2 separate regions of the Homo sapiens genome follow, and region 2 is linked to region 1. Evidence: chromatin contacts called from ENCODE Hi-C or POLR2A ChIA-PET data. All regions are on one chromosome and are shown on one strand. Each heading gives the region's core, a stretch centred on a gene start or an enhancer-like site at or near the end of the contact. The rest is flanking DNA. Distances are from core to core; before and after follow the strand shown.

What was found. Hi-C counts contacts between places; a loop is a spot of excess contacts on that map. ChIA-PET counts read pairs that join two places held with the same protein, here RNA polymerase II (POLR2A). Pooled maps may share reads with other maps.
Region 2: a loop to region 1 is called in a pooled map of heart left ventricle, with 2.3 times the contacts of the local background. The contact joins two enhancer-like sites. A Hi-C loop is called at or near these places in 3 of 50 pooled maps. POLR2A ChIA-PET finds 5 or more read pairs at or near these places in 3 of 52 experiments (MCF 10A and WTC11).

Annotation. Positions count from the first base shown.
Region 1 is chr10:78,405,045-78,410,419 of GRCh38, reverse strand. No RefSeq gene overlaps it. Among named protein-coding and RNA genes, the nearest start is that of LINC00595, 140 kb to the right of the region's middle. RefSeq lists enhancers at 809-1,620, 2,433-3,244, 3,094-3,388. Within about 2 kb of position 1,324, at least 21 of the 41 ENCODE cell types and tissues checked have a DNase peak (open chromatin) inside an H3K27ac peak, as active enhancers do.
Region 2 is chr10:79,201,414-79,207,079 of GRCh38, reverse strand. It overlaps ZMIZ1 (zinc finger MIZ-type containing 1), which reads right to left. Exons shown (of 25, transcript NM_020338.4): 5 at 5,388-5,496. The coding sequence starts at 5,447. Among named protein-coding and RNA genes, the nearest start is that of ZMIZ1, 140 kb to the right of the region's middle. RefSeq lists enhancers at 731-780, 5,096-5,596, 5,597-5,666. Within about 2 kb of position 4,404, at least 6 of the 41 ENCODE cell types and tissues checked have a DNase peak (open chromatin) inside an H3K27ac peak, as active enhancers do.

The DNA of each region.
Region 1 (5,375 bases), core at 75-2,574:
TCTCATGGTCTGGAGAAGGCAAAGGGCCCCAGAGGCCTGTCCCATGGTACTCCCTTCGGTCACTTCACACCCAGTGGCCTAGGATGCTGAAGGAGCCCAGGGTAGGGGAGAGGTCTCCTCCTTAAAGATGGGCTCCAACGTGGCCTGACTGGGGAAGCTTCTGGGACCAAGGCACAGAGGAGGGAAGGCAGGGACTGAGATGGAGAAGATCAGCCTGGAGCATGGAAAGAGCAGTGAGGACCTCGGCTAGGGGGGCAGTGTGGAGAGCCAAGAAAGCCATGCAGAGTTGTCCCATCAAATTTTCAAGCAAGAGAAAGAGGATGATTGAGTAGTCACGGGCATTGGAGAGAGGCTCTGCCAGGAGGGGAGTCTGCCAGGAGAGGACAGTGGATAGGCACCGAGGACTGCCACCTCTCCCACCTTCTGGGCTCCAGGTATCTACAGATAACACTGCTCATCCACACAAGGGACCAGAACAGAGGGCTGAGACCCTGTCCCCCACAAAGACCTCAAGCTGGGTAGTATACAGGGCCCTCGTTCCTTATCACATAGTCCCTTATATCCCTGCCAACTCTTCTGAGACACCCTGCCCCTGGTACCTGGACCCTATTTGTGGGCACCCTAGCTAACATAAACCCACCTGGCATCTATACATGTAGCACCTACACTGAGCTGAGCCAGCTCCACCTCAGTAAGATGCATTGCACTCCTAGGGAGTCAGGGAGTGGAGGGGGCAGGGGCATGGAGGTTGCTGTGGGACCAGAAGACCTAGGACCCCCTCCTGTGCTGTTAAGGTGGGAACTGGGCTCTGGACCCCAACTGCCTGGCTTCAAACCTGGCTCAGCCACACATGGCTGATTGACTGAGAAGTTCTCAACCTCATAGCACCTCCATTGTCTCAATCTTAACTGACAGTCAAGATCCCCATCTCGCAGGGATGTGGAGTGACTCTCTTGGGTGATGGGAGTTGTAGAACACAGGCCAGCAAGGTCTCTGCGCCGAGCCTCCATCCCTGTGCAGCATGAATGGAGACGGTGCACCTGGTCATGCCTCCTAAAGGATGACACTTCCATGCAGGTCCCCTCCCTAGAGGCGGCTAACAGGCATTGGTGTGAGTTCCCAGCCCAGCCCACACAACTAGGAGGAGTTGGTCCCCTGTGTGGATTAGGGGGCGCTAACAACCATGCTCCTGTTTTTAAGCCAGGGCCATGCAGACAGAGGTCATTTGCTGGGTCCCTTCAGGCCTCCATGAAGTTGGTCTTCCTGCTGCTGAGAAGTGCTTGACACAGAATGCCTGGAACCCCGCCAGACGCTCAGACTGAGCCTGCTTGGCACCAGCACCTGGGAAAGAAAGCCACAGAGCGGAGACAGTTCCCAGAAACTGGAGACCCAGGGCTTCTGATAAGGCCAGGCTGCTTTCCTGAGCCTGCCAGCCAGCCCCAAAACACACACAGGCAGGGGAGAGGGCACTGTTTGTGGCACGTCCAGGCCAAGAGAGGCCATCTCAGAGCCCCTGAGAACGGATGTGTCGACACTGGGGAGGCACAAGCCAGCTCCCTGCCTTCCCACAGTAGCTTGGGACTGTGCAGGGCTCTGGGGCATTGGCCAAGACTCACCCAGGACAAGGGAGCTCCATGGCAGGGGAGCAGGGGGGAGCTGCCCCTGCCTGTCCACAGAGCCAGCTCCCATCCCACGTCTTTGTCCTCAGAGCAACTGCTTGTGGGAAGCTGGCCACAGATCAGCATCCCTGGGCAACACCCAAGGAAATGGAGGCTCAGAGAAGGAGGGCAAATTGCTCAAGGTCACACCAGTAACAAGCCAGGACTCAAGGCTGGTCTCCAGCTTCACCCCTCAATGACTTCCTCCTTGTCTCGTGGCCAACCCCTTCTAGTCCTCCTGACCTGGTGTTAAGGCCACCGAGAGCTTTATGTGATTTGCTGAGATGAGTGGGATGAGCACCTGAGAGTGACGAAGAGGACATGAGTTCCAGTCCTGGTTATGCCACTGAGCAGCTGCACAGCCCTGGGCAAGTTTATTTCCCTCTCTGGTCTGTCTCTGTTACATAGGAATGATACCAGGCACCAACCACACTGACTGGGCTGCGGCAGAGCGCAGGAGCCCAGGTACAGACCGGCCTGGCCACCATCACTTCCTCGTGCTCGGTGTTCAGATACAGAACCAGCTGGGGATGACGTCAAGCTCATATTTCCTCTGCAGGCCACAGTGAGCCCAGCCACCCATCTTTCTGTGTATCCGTTTTGTTGCCTGTAGATGGTCTCAGTGAAGCTCAGGAGGTAGCATGTGTGAAATGCCCTCGGGAGGGGTAGCTGTTAGCATACACATTGCCCCATTTGAGATGGCTGAGTAATCGCATTTGATTTCTCCAGGTCATAAGTATGACAAACATCGCATGGTACCATGTTTAATATTTAAAAGGTTGTCCTGGGCTGAGACCACCCCATACCCAGCCCCTGAGCTAGGTGAGGTAAGTGAGGGGGTGGGTAAGGTAAACAGAATCATCTTCAGTTTTCTCCACTTATAAAACTGAACACAAAGACCTACACCACCAGAGATGACTGAGCAAGCCTTGAAACCAGGATCCCAGTGCCTCAGAGTACACGGGGAGGACCCAGGGGTGCACCAGCTTCACACCCACAGGCAGAGGTACCCAGGGGTGCACTGTCTTGACATCCACAGGAAGGAGTGCCCAGGGGTGCCCCAACCTCACATCCACAGGAAGGGGGACTCAGGAGTTCACGAGCTTCGCGCCCACAGGGAGGGACCCCCAGGAGGGAGTGAACTGGCTTCATGCACACTGGCTGCTGGAAAGGGGAGTTCTTCAGAGCAGCTTCACAATGAGCTAATCTGGAGAGGGAGAACTACCAAATCCCCCAAAGTCGAACAGGCAGGCCCAGTCAAAGCCCCTCCCCCAGCCCCCAGTGGCTCAAGCCCGACTGGCAGCCATGGAAACGGGGCAGGAATGTTTCCCGGCTGCAGGCTCTGGCCGGGAAGCCTGAGACTGCCCTGCCGCCCCCGCAACATCCAGCCAGGTGGGGTCGATCACGGATGCTGTGAAGAGGCCCAGCTGGGCCCTCCCTTGTCTCCCTAGGTGGAAATCAGGCCTGTTATTGCCCTGGATCGTGTCTGGTATTTTGATACCGTGAGAGATCTTGCGGGAGGAGAACAGGAGAGAGCTGGGGAGGGACTCAGCGAACCTGGGAGTGGTGGGTGGAGCTAGGCAGTTCATTGGCCTCTAGGTGTGTCAATCACCGCTCCTCTGCAATGATGAGCAGAGAAGCGGCAGAAAGGAGGGCAGGCACCTAGGAGGCATCTTAAGAAAAAGACCTGCTTCTGGGAGCTGTCGGGAAGATCAGAAGGGATGCGGACAGGCTCTGGAGAGAGGATGTGAGCAAATGCATGGTCGCTGTTCCTAGACCTGCCCGAAATGAAACGTTAGTACAGAAGCCTTCCCCAGCATGAGGTAGCTTTGCCAGCCACGCCATCGCTGCGGTGAGGCATCCCTGGGACTGGCCCCCTCCCTTACCCAGGGGCTCTAGCCAGCGACCTAGGAGTCCTCTGACACCCCGTCTTCCTCACCTGCCTGCCACAGCCAACATTCCATCAAGCACTGATGAATTCTCCTATTCTCTGTCTCTGGACTCCATCCAGTTTCCCCGGCCTCACTGCCACCCTCCCAGCCCACACCACACCATCTCCTACCTGAACACGGCCCTCACTTTGAACCTTCTTGGATTTCCCCCAAGACTTCTATAATCCATCTCACTCCCCTATTCCACAGGCGCTCCCCACTGCTGTTCCATAAGGGCAGGGGCGGTATTCATTCTCCTCACTCCAGGGTCCCCCAAGACTAAGCGCATTGCCCAATATCCTAGGAGGCATTGCAAGAAAGAATTTGCTGAACAAGAATTTGTTAAATGAATGAAAGGAAAGCAGGAAGGGAGAAAAGAAAGGAGCAAGGGCTCCTTGCCGAAGGGAAGTTAGACCTCCAAAGAGCAGAGTAAAGGGAGCCGGGAGGGTTGGTGAGCGCCGGGACAGCCACAACAATTTGTTCCCCCCCTTTTACCCCAGGGGGTTAAAATCTTGCTGCACCAGGATGGGGTTGTCCTTTCTCAGAGCCTGGGAATGAAACATGATAAGGGGTCTCCAAGGTCACCCAGTCCCTTCTCCTTCCGTGGGAGCCTCTCTGCAGAGCCTAGATGGGCAGTTAGGTCTTCTGCTCAGCCACCTCCAGTGACAAGGTAGTCACTCCCCATCATGATCACCCATGTGAAGTAGCCTCTGCCTCCCCAGAACTGGAACCATCCCAAAGAGAAGGATTAGGAGCATGGGCAAAGTCCAGCAATGCACTCAGCCACCCGGTATCCTCAGGGTGGAAACCAGCTCTCCAGCCCCCGGGTCTCCTCCCCTTGGAGAACCCTTGCACTGCTCTATCAGGAATCGGCATTCCCTCCCCACTCAGCCTGGCTGTCTGCTCTGGCCTCGCACCAGTCGCTTAATGCCACTCCTTGAGTTTGGAGCCCAGAACTAAACACGCCTCTCCCAGGAGTCTTGAAGGGAAACCAGCCAAATGTGAAGGAAGCTGAAGAGGACAATGAATGTGCCCATGCTCATTCCAGGGATGGACTTCATTAGCTGGAGAAAGAGATATTTTCTAGAGCTGCCACTGGGCTTGGCGAAGGCCAGTCTCAGGCAGGGGTTGGGGCTTGTCCCATGCCCCATACTAAGGATCTATCATCTTGATTTTCCAAGCCCACCATCAAGGTCCATCTGGAAAGAATGGAGAAAAGCCTGAACTAGGAACGTGTTATGACCCCACCTGTTTCTCTTCCGTCCCTGAAAGCAGCGCCTCTACCCCACATTCCCTCCCATGAAAACAGACTCTCAGGAGAGACGATGGACCTCAGTCTGCCTGGGGTAGGTGATTAATAACATTGTAATGCATCATCCTTCCAGAGGGATTGGCACTGGCAGGATCCAGGATTTAAGCTAAAGTAGCAAAGCAATAATGAGGGGATTTCAGGCCCTGACCAGCAGCTGGGGATGAAGCACAGCCCTGGGAATCTTCCCAGTATCTTTGAGACCATTCATAAGTCATCAACAGTAGAGATGCCGGCCTGGGTTTTTTCAGGTTGGCCACTTGCTTGCTGTGTGGACACATCACTGAACCTTTCTGACCGAGTTTCATCTGTGCAATGTGGATAATACTTCTACTCTCATCAAATTGTTGTGAAGAGCAAATGAAATAATGGAGGTCAGCCACCTGGCACAGAATGGGTGCTCCATCACCATTTCCTTGCTTCCGTCTTCCATGTACTAAGCATCTAGACCATTTTCATGGAGTAGACCATACAGGG
Region 2 (5,666 bases), core at 3,155-5,654, 790 kb before region 1:
TTCAACCACTGACGTAGGATGGTCCCCTCAGCTCCCTGAGCCTCAGTAGCCTCATCTGTAAAATGGGGATATGACAGAACATGACTTGGTGGTGGGGTTTTATTTCTTTCGCTTAAGGTTCCGTGACTGTTGCTACAATGTAGTTCATGCGAGGCAAGGTATTTAAAAATGGGTGGAGGAAAGTGAAATGAAGGAGAATGTCCTCCTTCCATGGAAGTAAAGGGAGAGAAAGAGATGTAGGAGAGAAAGAGGGCAGGCAAGCAGCAACAAAGCCCTCCATCACGGGGCCGCAGTGAGGCTTAAACAAGATGAGGCTTATACAGCCCCTGGCAAAGTGCCTGGCGCGTGGGGTGCTCCCATGTGGGGCTGCCCTTGGCCCTGACTCTGTCTCCCAAAGGCTCTCCTGGAAGTACAGCTGCATGTGGCCGCTCTCAGCCCTGGCTCCTTCTGCAAAGGCAGTGCTCCCTGCATTTGAATTGTGTGAGACAGGAGTAATTTCAACATACAGAAACAAGCCCTTTGAGAGGGCAGCGGCGGGTCCTCACCTCTGCCTCCTGTGCCCTTTCTCTAAAGCATGCCCCTCAGAGGCCACAGGTGGTATCTAGGCTGCACGTGGAAAGCCATGCAAATCAGCTGATTCCTGCCCACCAGCCACCCCTGCTAACCGAGTTGTTCTGTTTATTTCAGTGATGTCACACCAAATTAGCAGGGGCAGGAGCCACTGCATGCTGCCTCAGAGCTGCCTGCCCCCAGCTGGTCACAGCACCCCACTTTGGGGCTCTGGGTGCAGGGGTAGCCTCTGAGGTCCATCTCAGAGGCCCAGTCTGGTTCTGGCACCCGAGTGCCCAGCCTTCAGTATCTCACCAGCGTTCAGAGCTCACCCCAGACAGCTTGTGTGGCCTGTAGGCTGTGGGTACACCTCATTGCTGAAGAAAACATCAAGTGTCCCCTTTGCTGGCTTTTTTTTTTTTTTGGACAGGGTCTCATTCTGTCACCCAGGCTGGGGGGTAGTGGTGCGATCATAGCTCACTGCAGCTTCAATCTCCTGGGCTCAAGTGATCCTCCCACTTCAGCTTCCCAAGTAGCTTGGATTACTGGTGTGCACCACCATGCCTGGCTACTTTTTGTTGTTGTTGTTAATTTTTAACAGAGACGACGTCTTGCTATGTTGCCCAGGCTGGTCTTAAACTCCTGAGCTCAAGCAGTCCTCCTACCACCGTCTCCCAAAGTGCTGGGAATACAATGATGGCTACTGTGCAGCTCTTTGGCCTTGGTCAAGCCCCCTCCCCTCTCTGTGCCCTTGTCACCTATTTCAACCAAGAGGTGACTGAAGTGCACAGAGAGACAAAGTGATCTAGTGAGATAAGCAGAACAGACATGGTCCAAACCCCGTCTCAGCTGCTGAGCCATGCAGCCCAGGAGACATTGCTGCACATCAGACCCTCATCTGTGAAACGGGGTAGTGATGGCATTCAGGGCTGCCGCAAAGTTGAGAAACGACAAGGAACTCATTACAGAGCAGGAGCCCAGGGAAAGACTGCTACTGCTGTTGATGCCAGGGCCCCTCCACGGTTCTCTGTTTCTCTTTTGAGCCTCCTGAGGGGAGAAACAGCCTCCTGTTCACCTCTGGAACCCCAAAGGCTGGCACAAGGCTGAACCCCATGGGAAATGATTGGGGAGCAGTTAACTGTCCAAAGGATGGTGAGCCTGCTGTGTAGGCCAGCAACATGGCCACTGCAGAATGAGCCCCAGTGGGAGGTGGAGGGAGGGGCCAGGGCAGGGCAGGGGTGAGCTTGGCCAGCCGTTGATGGGCTGGGGATGGGAGCACATGTTTGAATCATAGGCAGAGGCCTCCCTAATTATGGCTGTTACTGGACACTAGTACTCTGTCCCCCATCAGAAAGCCTGCCCATCTCTATAATTCCTCAGAAGAGTTGGGCTATATCCAATGCCATTGAGTCTGCTGGGGCAGGAACAGGGCACACCAATGCCTTGAAATGATGAATTCATCTTATCAATCCATCTGTCCACCAGTCCATCTGTGAATCAAGTGATTCATCCATTCATCCATCTATGCGTGTATCCATCCATCCATCCATCCATCCATCCTAAATGAATCAATTCATCCATCTGTCTCCTTGCCAGCCCACCCATTCATCCATTCACCACTTTATCCACCACTCATCCATCCCTTCATTCATCTACCTATCTACCCATTCATCCAGAAGTTAATTTATCCAGTCACCCACCTATCTGTTCATTCATCTATTTATCCATTCATCATCTATACACGTCCACCCACCCACCCATCTAACTATCTGCCCATATGTCCATCCATCCATTCTCTTATGTATCCATCTATCAGTCCACCCCTCTCCTCAGCCCACCTAAAATAGCTGGGCCCCACTCTGAGCTGGATGCTATGCTAGACTCTGTGATTTTGAGATGAATATGGCATGTCCTTTGCCCCCAAGGAGCTCAACCTGGTGGGAGACCTGATGTATTCCTACAGGGCCCATAGCTCCAGAGAGACAGAGCAGAGTAGGTGAGACAGCTGGGTGCCCAGGAAGTGTTCAAGCTCAGGGATGGGGTACAGATGCTCAGAAGGGCCCCTGGGGTTCAGGGCAGCTGCTGAGCAGGAATGAGCTGATTTGCAGGGCTCTCCATGTAGAGCTGGGATGTGGCAGTGATCTCTGAGAAGGGCATGTTGCAGAGAGGGAGCACTGGTTCTCCCAGTACCAAGAGGCTGAGAAGGGGCAAAGGCAGCTTAGATAGAGGCTGTGAGGGGACATGGGCAGCAGGGTGCAGAGGGTGGGGGTTGGTGAACGCCAGCAAAGGCTACAACCAAGGTGAGGGCAGGAAGGGAAGGCTGTGTGGAGAGGTGAGCCCCTACCAGCCTGAGGTCTGCACAGCTCGTCATCTCAGCTCGTGCACACATGCTTGCCTTTCTCTTCTGATTAGGTTACAGGATGCCTGAGAATCAACAGTCCCCAGCCAGCCGAGGCTGACTTCTAGGGCAGCTGTGGAGCAGACAGATGTCAGCACTGAGCTGTGTCTGACCGGAGATGTGGGAGGAGGGGCATGGAGCACGTAGGGAGCTCTGGATGGCCCAGGGGGCATCTGGGCACACTCACAAATGCGCCACTGCCTGGCTCAAAAGCAGAGCCCTCTGTGTGTGTGCACGCATGTGTGTGCCGGGGCAGGTGAGGGAGGGTGGTGTGGGCTCTGGCATGTGCTGGTTGAATGTGAATTAATTATGATGCCCATTTTATAGATGAAGGGAAGTGAAGCGGCAACTTAAGGCTGCATAGTTTGTAAGCGACGGAATGGTGACTGAGCTGTGTGCCATGCTGTGAGGGGCTTCTGGTGGGCCTCTGCCCAAGATGGACCCAGGGAGGGCCAAAGAAGTCAGGTGCACCCTGACCCCTGGTGATACGGAGCTAGGTGCCAAGAGGAAAGAGGCTGAGAGCAGGTCTCGGCAGGAGTGGTGTGCCTGCCATGCAGAGGGTCCCATGCACAGGAGGCATGAGCATTCCATTGGAGGGCGGGGCCCCTGCCAGCTGAGCCAAGGGTGGGAGAAACGGAGTGAAAGGTAGAGCTAGGAAAGAGCCCTGCAGAACCCTGAGTGGGAGGAGGGAGTGTGGGGGAGGAGGGAGTCTTGGCGTCTGGTTTCTATTCTGCCACGGTGAACAGAGGCGTGTAATTGGCGTTTGGGAGAGCCATTTGGGCTGGGTTCAATCTGTAACAAGCCTTCTTCAATTTCCTCTCCACATACCCTGCATAGACTTTAAGATTCCTCTGCTCGATGCTAATAAGAAGACACACAACCCTCGTTCTCGAGGAACAGCCTCAGTTCCACTGGGCAGGCACCTTGGGGAGGCTCCGTCTGGGTCCTGGCCCTCAAGGAGGGAAGGCTGGGTGGGTAGGGGGCTGTGAGTTCTGCCTGGCGGAAGCCCAGGGGCCAGCAGCCCATGCTGGTTGCCTGAGCTTCCTGCTAAGCTGGCCTAGGCCAGGGGCCTGAGCCCCAGCACTCCCTTCCCTGTCACTGACATACTGAGGACAATGGACACCACACACCAGGGCTGGGCTACGTGCATCACCCACAACATCCTCACAGCATCCTACGAGGTAGGCCCCATTTGACAAATGGGGAAGCTGAGGCTCAGAGAAATGGAGGACTAGCTTGAGATCTCACCATGGGTCCATAAAGGAATGAGCACTTGGGTCCAAGGCGTCTGACACCAAAGCCCATGCCCCTCTCACTGTACCTGGTCCTTCCTGGAGTGAATAACATTCGTGGGTCTGTGCAGGGAAGCTGCCAGCCTGGGCAGTGGGAGCTGGGCCCAGCAGGTGGGCACGTCACTCCTGGCCACCGCTTGGGGGCGCCCCTGTGAAAGGTTCCCCACCTCCCGGCAGTCCAAATAGGGGAACTCCTGGGCAGCTTGCCTCTTGGGCTTGGTATGAGCTTCAGCAGGGTGGGGACCATGGCACTCACTGGAATTAGGTCTTCCCAGCACCAGAGGGGCTGAGTGGACTCAGGCTACCCACTTCCCCTCTCTGTACTTGTTTCCTTTCCTGTAAAATGATATGATTTCCTAGGACCTCTTGTCTTGTGGCTTTTTTTTTCTTTTTTTAAAAAATACAGATGGGGTCTCACTATGTTGCCCAGGCTGGTTTCAAATTCTTGGCTTCAAGTGATCCTCCTCCCTTAGCCTCCCAAAGCGCTGAGATTACAGGTGTGAATCACTGGGTCCAGCCTATAATGGGTTCTTATTTTTAAATAAATTAGTAAATATTTTTAAATTTTCTCAGCTTTAATTTCTTTTCTTTCTTTCTCCCTCCTTCCTTCCTTCTTTCTTTCTTTCTTTTTTTTTTTTTTTTTTTTTTTTTCTGAGACAGGGTCTTGCTATGTTACCCAGGCTGGGCTCGAACAATCTTCCTACCTTGGCCTCTCAAAGTTCTGGGATTACAGGCGTAAGCTGCCACACCCAGCCTGTGACTTTTTTTTTTTTTTTTTTTTTTTGAGAACGACTGGAGCAAAGGGGCAGGGAGCTTAGTTCTAGGGAGGGAGGTGGTGGGAGAGAGATGGAAGTGCCAGGTGCATCACTACATCCTTGCACATAAACAGAGCCCAGAGAGGCCACAACACTGGCCCAACGTCACACAGCTGGGAAGGGTGTGGAAAGGGACAGGGCAGCATTGGCACTGAAACCCAGGCATGTGATTCCAGCATTAGGCTGGTCAGTGCCAGCATGCCAATAACGGCCTCGATAGGTAGGTGGTCAGGAGGCCCTGCCATCGTCTCCAGCCAGAACCCACCAGATGCCCTGCTGCTGCAGCCCGCCCCATCTGCCCCGCCCTCGGAGTGTGCCTTGCCCCACACCCACCTGCTTGATGCACTGCAGTCGGTCATTGGTCTGCTGGATGTGCCTGTCCATAGAATTCATTCTGGCCGTTTCACTAGGTTCTACCCGAGAGCCATGAACGTTGTCCAGCCTGCGAAGAGAAAGGAGAGGTTGTCACTGGATCACGCCAGGCCTGCCAACCTTGAGCAGCCTCCCAACTGCCCTCTGGCCACAACACTGGCAGGTTCCAGAGTCCTTTGCTGGGCCCTGTGGGGCTGCACCTGGGGTACCCCACTGGGCTGAGGGCAGGAAATGCTTCTG